2 separate regions of the Homo sapiens genome follow, and region 2 is linked to region 1. The links are chromatin loops, found by intact Hi-C in ENCODE. Cell type or tissue: B cell. All regions are shown on one strand. Region 1 overlaps ITGA2 (integrin subunit alpha 2). Region 2 overlaps ARL15 (ARF like GTPase 15).

Evidence for each region. Hi-C counts contacts between places; a loop is a spot of excess contacts. Peaks named below come from ENCODE experiments on the same cell type or tissue, not always from the same donor. Only the 100,000 strongest peaks of a DNase experiment are listed, where the experiment ranks them.
Region 2: it touches region 1 in a loop (23-fold over the local background); 4 of 110 quality-filtered maps call a loop at or near these places.

The regions. Positions count from the first base shown.
Region 1 is chr5:53,093,765-53,098,764 of GRCh38, forward strand. ITGA2 (integrin subunit alpha 2) reads left to right here. Exons shown (of 30, transcript NM_002203.4): 30 at 1-1,015. It overlaps MOCS2 (molybdenum cofactor synthesis 2), which reads right to left. Exons shown (of 7, transcript NM_004531.5): 7 at 1,915-4,903. The coding sequence ends at 4,838. Among named protein-coding and RNA genes, the nearest start is that of MOCS2, 13 kb to the right of the region's middle. In B cell, CTCF peaks have their summits at 2,366 (motif pointing left) and 2,567; a DNase peak (open chromatin) is centred at 2,357.
Region 2 is chr5:54,215,632-54,220,631 of GRCh38, forward strand. The region is part of intron 1 of ARL15 (ARF like GTPase 15); the gene reads right to left. Among named protein-coding and RNA genes, the nearest start is that of ARL15, 92 kb to the right of the region's middle. In B cell, CTCF peaks have their summits at 2,434 (motif pointing left) and 2,641; a DNase peak (open chromatin) is centred at 2,430.

The sequences.
Region 1 (5,000 bases):
GTACAGACAAGGTCTATAGAATGTGGTAAAAACTTGACTGCAACACAAGGCTTATAAAATAGTAAGATAGTAAAATAGCTTATGAAGAAACTACAGAGATTTAAAATTGTGCATGACTCATTTCAGCAGCAAAATAAGAACTCCTAACTGAACAGAAATTTTTCTACCTAGCAATGTTATTCTTGTAAAATAGTTACCTATTAAAACTGTGAAGAGTAAAACTAAAGCCAATTTATTATAGTCACACAAGTGATTATACTAAAAATTATTATAAAGGTTATAATTTTATAATGTATTTACCTGTCCTGATATATAGCTATAACCCAATATATGAAAATCTCAAAAATTAAGACATCATCATACAGAAGGCAGGATTCCTTAAACTGAGATCCCTGATCCATCTTTAATATTTCAATTTGCACACATAAAACAATGCCCTTTTGTGTACATTCAGGCATACCCATTTTAATCAATTTGAAAGGTTAATTTAAACCTCTAGAGGTGAATGAGAAACATGGGGGAAAAGTATGAAATAGGTGAAAATCTTAACTATTTCTTTGAACTCTAAAGACTGAAACTGTAGCCATTATGTAAATAAAGTTTCATATGTACCTGTTTATTTTGGCAGATTAAGTCAAAATATGAATGTATATATTGCATAACTATGTTAGAATTGTATATATTTTAAAGAAATTGTCTTGGATATTTTCCTTTATACATAATAGATAAGTCTTTTTTCAAATGTGGTGTTTGATGTTTTTGATTAAATGTGTTTTGCCTCTTTCCACAAAAACTGTAAAAATAAATGCATGTTTGTACAAAAAGTTGCAGAATTCATTTGATTTATGAGAAACAAAAATTAAATTGTAGTCAACAGTTAGTAGTTTTTCTCATATCCAAGTATAACAAACAGAAAAGTTTCATTATTGTAACCCACTTTTTTCATACCACATTATTGAATATTGTTACAATTGTTTTGAAAATAAAGCCATTTTCTTTGGGCTTTTATAAGTTATATATTTTACTATTTTTATCTTATACATTCACTTTGCTCACATCCAAGACTCAATTTAAGAAGACTGAGGCTATAATTAATTTGCCATAAGTGTCCAGTCTATGTTTCTAGCAGTGACCACAAGGATCTTCTTTTGTAAGACTCTTAAACTGCCTTCGAAGTTTTGAGACAGTGTAAAGCATTGCTCCTCAAAGTGTGGCCCAGGGACAGATGGTGCTGCATCACCTGGAGCCTGTTAAAAAACACAGATCTCAGGGGCCACTCAAAACTATTCAAGTCAAATTGTAAGTTCTACAGCATCCCCAGGTGATTCATATTGCATTGAAGTTGAGAAGCACTGCTCTAAAGCTTACCTTTTGAAATAAAATGTGTGCTTGGAATAGAGAGGGAAAAAAAATCAGCCAAACTGCTGCAACATGCAAAAGCAGAGTCATCTGCACAGTTTAAAAAAAATCATAATAAGCAGGAAGGTTTAAATATTTTTAAAGAGTAAATATGCTGAAATAAATATGCTGTAAGTTATAAAGTAAGTACACGTTGGGCTCACAGACTGCCATCGCTGTACAGATGGCAGAGTAATGCAAAGACAGGGTGGAAAGTGTGTGTGTGCTGCCATAAATAGCGATGCACCAGCATCTCCATTCATGTCTGCGGCGCTCTCTCACATGCCTCCCTGCCCATCGCAGTTGTGCTGAGCCGTCTCAGGAGGGCAGCTCACTGCAGCACAACCATCAATAAGTGTGTCTGCTATATATCTCACATTAAAATACAATCTTGGAGAGCTGAATGTGGGAATTGCAGCTACTTGGGAGGCTGAGGCAGGGAGGATCCTTTGAACCCAGGAGTTCAAGGCCGGCAACATGAGACCCCCCCCCTCCCAGCTCTTAAAAAATAAAATGTTAGAGAAAGAGAGCACTAAGTTTTATTTCTTTGTTTTTCACAGAGCAGGTTAGGAAATGCTGTACAGGTTAGGAAGACCTGTATTAAAGCAATCATTTATATCCCATAGTTAACTGGAAAATAATTTTATACTTACTTTTTAAAAAGTACTTCTTTTTATTTATTCTACATCACTTGTTAAAAACTACAAATTGCATTTTCAAAAACTCCTTCCTGATCCTATCATAATCTTTTAATATTTTTAAGGTGTCAATTAAAGATTGGACATCATCTTACATAAAATCAGGGCCTAATTTTCATTTCGGAACCACTACAGCCTGACTTTAAAGAAAATGGCTACTAAACTGAACTTTTGGTTCTATGCAAAATTAAATCTAAGTAAGACTCAAGTTGCTAAGAGCAACTTTACTATAACTTTTACTATGGCTCTGGCTCTACTGCCCTCTGCTGGATGATCCACCGAACTACATCACACAAATCATTCTTGAGAGATCTTCACTGTACCAGGTGCTCAGTAACTGTGTAAGATGTCTAAATCACTTATTTCTCAAAAAAGGCTGAAAATATATTGTGACTCTATACATCATATCCAAAGGACAAAAATGTCCACAAAATAAGTCACTCATTGAATATCTGCTGTTACTTTCATTCAAAGATGATAAAAATCAATTTCATTTTACCACCTGTTCAAAAATACTTGAAACATAAATAATTTGAATTTCCTATTTCTTAAGTGAACTTACCTAGCAATCATGCAAAGTCACGGCTTTAAAGTGACCAAGAAACACTGCAGGCAATCTGATTAAAGGCTAATTATTTTTTTTAGATTACTCTTCTAGTTACTTGAAGCTAAGTTACAGAGATGATAGAAAAGCTACATATCAGAGTGACAGTAGCCCCTTAATATCTGAACCACCAATTAACTCTGCCACTCCTAAGTAAGCAAGGGTCAGTAAAGATCCTATCTAAGTCAAGTGCAATGCACTAAAATCTTTCAAGGCCATTCCATCCCAGTTCTGGCATGCCCCAGGTTAACTCCTTAACCTCTCTGTTGGAGACTTTAAAAGCATAACAGTCTCAGTTCCAAACTTAGAATAAAGCCTACTTAATGAAGGCATGATTCTTTTAAAACATAAAGAATGTTCTATGTTCTTTAAAAACATCATTACCCTCAATAAGGAACTTCTAAAGAAATATCTAAGTAGGAAAGTCTTGAAATCCACATATACCTATCAACATTGCATATGACATAACATCCATTTAACAACCTATGTCCAAAATCCTAGAAATGTCCAGTGACCCAGTAACCCCATGATAATGTGCTTTTAGATATAATGCAACAGCCAACACCCACCCCTTCTCTCCAATGGGGACAGGCGGAAGCTCGATGGCAAGCCAGAGTGACACTGAACTGTGAAGGTAAGGCTGAGACCAAACAGGCAACCCGAACCCGGCAGAGGAAGTAGGCGGAGGGTTTGTCTGCCCTTCCAGTATCCTTCTGGCCCAATCTCTCCAGACGGACTAATGAACAAGCATCAACTGATGTAACCAGGTGATTCCTAAAGTCAGTGTGGCTGTCCTATGGGTCCCAGCCACAGATAAGATGCAGAGTGTTCCTCAAGGTATTTTAGGTTGGCAGAAAAAGATCACTGGGTGGGTGCCTGGCACAAAACAGGCATTCAATAAATATTTGTTGAATAAATGGGTTCCTTAGGTAAAAGATGTTTTCACTACATATAACAAATAGGATTACTACGTTTCTTATTTGTCCCAGACATAAGAAAAAAATCCTTCAATCTAAGTGTCTGAAAGTATAGCTTTTGTTCTTAATATGCATAATGCAAATTTTGTGATGATGCCGACTGCCCAAATTTTGCCTGTATTTTATTATTTTATGAGCTATGTGTTTACCTGAAATTTGCTGAGAGTAGACCTTAAATATTCTCACCACACAGAAGAGGGGACTATGTGAGCTGAGGAATATGTTAATTAGTTGGATTATGGTAATCACCTCACAATGTATATGTGTATCAAAAATCACATTGTATACTTTAAATACATACAATTTTTGTCAAGTATACCTAAATAAAGCTGGAAAAAAAAATTTAAGAACTATATGGGACTTATATGTACAAGTCTATCAAAATACTATAAAGCTTAACCAGTTAAAAATTGGGGCATTGTTTACCTAAACATTTCAACACAAACCACCTTGTTGCTAGTTAGCTTTATGACAATTTTGTGCTGATTTGTATATTGATACAAAATTAACAACTAATAAAAAACAACAAAAAGTTTTCTGGTAAGATTATAGATTCTGAAATCCCAGAAATCTCCATAATGAGAACTATTTTAGGCAATTTAAAAAAAAAGAAAATACTCTTTTTAAACTTTTGAAATCATGGGTTTTAGTTTATTATTTTTAATATATTTCTGAAAATGTATAATATCAAGACTGTCTGATAATGCTTTTTTAATACTTTCCAGTTCTGCCAACATTCCTGTCATGCATCCTTAATAACAATGCTCTCCCAGAACCGGGATGGGGGGCGGTGAGGTGGGGTTGGTGGGGGAGTACGTTTCTGAGCTAGTTAAAGTCACTGAGGAGGGCCCATACCTCAATGTGTGTTGAGTTACAATTAGAAATTAGTCATGGAAGGACATGTCTACCACAGATATCTTTCCTCACATTTAAATTATTCCATTTCTTCCTACAGTCCTCCTTCTATCTTTAGTTCCATTTTAAATAACCCTTCATCCTACATACCCATTTATCTTGCTTCCTTTTTCTCCCTTTTGTCCCACTAGTATAAGAGATTGTGCTTCAGTAAACTATCCTGATGTGGAGAGAAAAAAATCAAAATGTGATCAATAATAATAGTTTAACAAAGTTAAGATTGCATGCTCTAAAAACATAAGTGATTAACTGTTGGATGCCCAAAAGCACTCTTTGTTTCCTTTCCAAGTTGATGACTCTTCGTATATTTCCTAAAAAACAAAATCATAACAGGTATTAAAAATAGACCATTCTACTATACGAATATAAAATATATTTGAATAAATCAGACAAATGAATATCACATCT
Region 2 (5,000 bases), 1.1 Mb after region 1:
GAAAAAGGAACTGAATATTTAATGAGCTTGGGCTTCCAGAGGAATGTTAGGCCACCCATTGTATTGGAAAAGGCTCATGTCACACTTCAGTCATGGTACCCGTCAGGGTGCCCCTTTACAAAAATTGATCTGAAGACCTTTGTAATTACCTGTTTCAGTCAGGGGTGGGGGGCTGGGGGAGTGGATTCATGACAAGAAATAAAAGAATGGATCCAAGGTGTAAATCTAACATTACATTATATTGGTCTGAGCTGGCACAAATTTTCAATATTGCATACAATATTAAAAACCTTTCTCATTAAACTGCACTGTGGCATTAGATCAAAGAATCAAGGGCCTCCTATTGAACTCCTTTAAATATTACAAACATAAGAGCAAGTCTGGCTGTGCATAAAATAGAAACAAAGCCAATTTTTTTTGTCCACCCTCATCCTATAGCTGGCTGGAGAGAAACATTGCTTGAGAAATCTATTGTAAGTCAAACACGAAGAAACTTTACTTCTCGCAAATATTTAACAGGCATAAATGAATACTAGTCTCTAGAATTTCACTTTGACAGAAATTTTTCAGTAAATATGTTACTCCTTCAAAACTTTAAGCTACTCTTTCAAAAAGTATCACTCAACAGCATCACTTCAATTGCAAATCATAGAGGCAGTGGTTTCATCCTCACCACCCTGTGATCCAAACTTCTCAAGGAAACAAAGTTCTTACTACACGGGGGTGTTATTCCACTGTGTACTTCTAAAGTAACTTTGACTCATGTGCTTCTTGGCTGGCTTATATTGTCTATCAGTATCTGATGGAAGAACATAACTAACAAATATCTTATAAATTTGTTATTACTATACTTATCTCTGTTTGCTGGGAGACACTGCATATGTTATATCCCAAATTTCCACATACTCAGCATAAGCTATGCGCAAATTCCCACCAGCACATTTTATTTTATAGCAGTTATAATAGTTGTCTCTATATTATGGGTATATGTATATGTATGTGTACACACACACACACACACACCTAATTAAATCCCCAAAATGTACTAATCATTCCATGGAGGGTGAGTAAAAAAATATAACAGAAAAATCTGTTGGGAATTACATGCTGTAACTAAGTGCTTCAGCTAGCACAGGTTGTGGCTTATGCTGCAAATTTCTAGTTTATACAGTAGTTAAGAGAATGTATATACCTTAGACCCGTACAAGTTAAGCATAAAATGATAACTGAAACAGAACCCATCTACTTAGACTACCCAGATGTTTTATCTCTTTCTATTCTACCTGCTAATGCCTTTAAAGACAATAGAGAACAAAAAACATTAACATTACATTTTAGTTTTTTAAATAGTTTAAGGTAAAAACAAAAGCCAGATTAAGTCTCTAATCAATCATTTTACAATTCTAGATAGAAATTAGGTAAAGAAATAGGAAAACGAGATAAACAGTTAAGCCACAGTTTTCTTAAAATTCAGTTCGATTTAAAAGGAAGATTTATCCTCCCAAAGTATTTTGTAAAACAAAATATATTTATCTTTTCCAATGGAATTTTAGTAAGACAATGCTTTTCTTTTTTTTTTTTTTTAAAAAGGGAGAAAACACTACCAATTTCACCTCCCATCCTATATGAAATCTTCCCTAAAAATATCTTAAAATAAGAGAAGTTCAGGAAATATACCAATTGCAAATTTACTGTGAAAGATTCCATTTTAAATGATGATCACAGATCGTTAGTTATATTTAGCCTAGAGAGTTAATTATTATAATCTGAATCACAAAGACAAACAGAAGAGCAGCCTATTTTTCTGTAATGCATGTTCCTAAGGGACCTGCAAAAAACTAATATAAGAAGGTAAACCACCCTTCCCTAAGGATAGCGTTATTCCCTGACTTTCCAAATAAAAACTGTAGAGATATTAGCTTTCTTCATCTACAAGTTAGTTGTATATGCCAAGATATCTTAGCAGAGTTCAAAAGTATTCCATTTGCAAGGCATACATGTAGACCTGTAGGGGTAAAAAGAAATAAACATGTTCATAGAAATGTACATCTCAGATGATTCACCGTAACGATCAGATGTTACCCTCGGTAGAATTAGAGGAAAAAACACTGATGCAAAGTTTAAGTGAGAAATTATAATCATTATTGTTAACCATTTTATATATTTATATAGCCATTTTACAAATATAATTAAAAATCGGTATGTCATTCTCTATGTTGGACTAAATTACGACTAAGAATTTGTTGTCTACCAGTAATGGCTTTCTTTCAGGCTGTGGCTATAATTCTGTTAAGTTTAAAAGGGGGAAAAAAAATCACCCAAACATTGCTTAATGTAACTAATCAAGCATTTTCAAAATTAAGACTGGGAATGAAATGTTAGGCAGTATTTGCAGGGATTAAAAAATGTTGTAGTAGAACAGTACTGCCATCTACCGACAACTTTTACCAGTGCCTAGGGAGTGTTTCCAAGAGCAACCTCCCATTTATTTGTGTCTGACCCAAGGAAGACTTCAGAGAGACACTGTTCAAGTAACCAGAAAGAAGTAACATTCAGATTGGCCACGGTTTTACCTCTGACTTTTAAAGACTTAATATTTTCTCTCTTTCTATTCAAAAAGAGCATGGTTTTTTTAAAAAATTTTGAGTTGTTAAAATATAGTGACCCACACAATGAATACTTCCTAGTAACTAACATCCAGCCGAGAAGACGGCTATGCCTATTGCTACAGAATGCTCATGCTCCTACAGACAAATCTCCTTCAATGCAGTAATACACTGTATCCCGTATCCCCGATGCAGAATTAGATTCACTATATCCTCTAATGACAAAAGCAGATCACAAAATTTCATAAGCAAGATTGGATGTATTTATGTGTATGTCAATCATAAAGCATCCATATTACCACCCAGGAATCACTTTATTTGGGGTCACTGTGGGTCCAAGTCTGGCACTGGATTCCCGCGGTAGCATAAAAACCCCTTAGGGTTTAGTTGGTGGGGAAGTCGTGGGGCACACTGACATCCCAGATTTGACAGAACTCAGTAAAATTCTATACATACCAAAGACGGCAATGGCATCACCAGCAGGAAGAGCCATTGCACACCTTCTATAATGCTCAAGATACCAAGTAGATGCTTTACACAAGTTCTATCAGTTTTGTAACTTAAAAGTAGATGTTGAGTGGGGAAATATGCAATATAAAGACTCTTTAACCTATGTGATGGAGCAGCTGAAGAGCACAGCTAGTCTTCTAATTTTGTACATGGATGCTGCATCCCATTAATAATGTAAAATATATATATAATTTTGGTCTATGGATTTTAACGTTTTACGGAAAAACTGCTACTGCTGTTTTTTTTTTTTTTAAGACAGTAATCTGAAAACAGGTTACAGACAGAAAACATGTAAATGACAGATTTTAAAAAGGATTTAGTCGGCACTAACATAGCCCTTTTAGGCCACATAATTGAAGAACTCCAAGGAACCACAAAATAAACTGAAAACCCCAGACATAAAGAGATCCACTTATTAATTAAAAGCAGCTCTCTTTCGCTATTAAAATAAGGTTGGCCATGCATACTTTATTGCTGTCACAGTCTCACATGAGGCAGTATTCAAAACACATAAAAGTAAAGTTGAATAGTTCTCTATGTAGGGAATGGAGTTAAGTCATGTCTGCTTGCACAAAACTGTTTTGCAAAGCAGCCATATATAGAAGATCAGGGTGGAAGAAAAAAAAGACTAAAATGCATCAAATCTCAAATTCAATGCCTTTCTTTGGTAGGGACAGTGAGGTGTGCTATGGACAACATGAGTTGAATCAAGAAAGGCCTAAAACTTTCCTTGTTTTAAAACTAGAACTAGAAATCAAGACAATCACTGCAAAGAAAGAGACAGGGAACTAATTAAATAAATTACATACTAATTAAATACAAGTTATTTGGGAACTTTTTTTGTAAGTCTAGGTTTTGTTTTTAAACACAAAAAGTCTGTATCATACTGGTTTATCTGTGAGAAGAGGCACTGGTCACAAAAAAGAGAGACGGAGAAAGAAAGGGGGAAAAAGAAAAGAAACAGAATGACAACAGTAACTACCAATATTTCAAAATGTGGTTTTTAAGAATTTCCAAAAATCACACTTCCAAAAATCACAGAAATGTTGTGGCTAAAAAGTTCATTCCTGATACTAACTGTTCTTTAAAAGCCATGGGCAACCATATGGCAAAATCTAGAACTAAAATGAAAAGGACAAAATGTGTCCTTCCATATTTAATATTCATTTCTTGAAATGGATAATCTAGTGGTATCTTGAAGGAATAAACATATTTCTTTGCAATGACTTGCTGAATGTCAGAGCATAACAAGATTATTTACAGTCTTTAAGAAAAGTATGGAAACAAGAAATTCCTATAACAGATTATTTAAAAAAAACACTACCACCTTATTTTATGGGTTACTAATAATCATGTAACTCTTTCAACTGTAGGGTAACTGCCATACAATTACAATGCCTAGTTATTTATGTCTCACAGATTATATAGTACTAAAGAAAGTTACCTGTTACCATATGTAGACACTTGTGGTTGGCAGATGTGGAAAATACTTTACCATAAAGATCAAAATTGGCTTAAAAATTGACCTAGCATATGAACGTGATTTATTTATCTCCACTCCCCTCCCCCACCTCTGTTTTGTTTGCTTTTCCTGTGGATGAAAGAAGGAAAAATAGAAACTTCTAAAGAGATATACAGCTTTCCAGAGTCAATGGTTTAATCTAAGTGGAGTCAGCTACTGAACTTTATTCAGCTGGTTTCTCCCCAGAGCACGTCTTCACCGAAGTTTCTGTTTGACCTGTTTCATTTCCTTGGAAAATTCTGGCATTAAATGCAGCTATTACTGGTCTTAAGTTAGAAACATTCTTCTTGCTTGATTTTTTAAATATGATAATCACCTTAATTTTTTAATATAATAAGCACCTTCACACTCATCCTATGTTT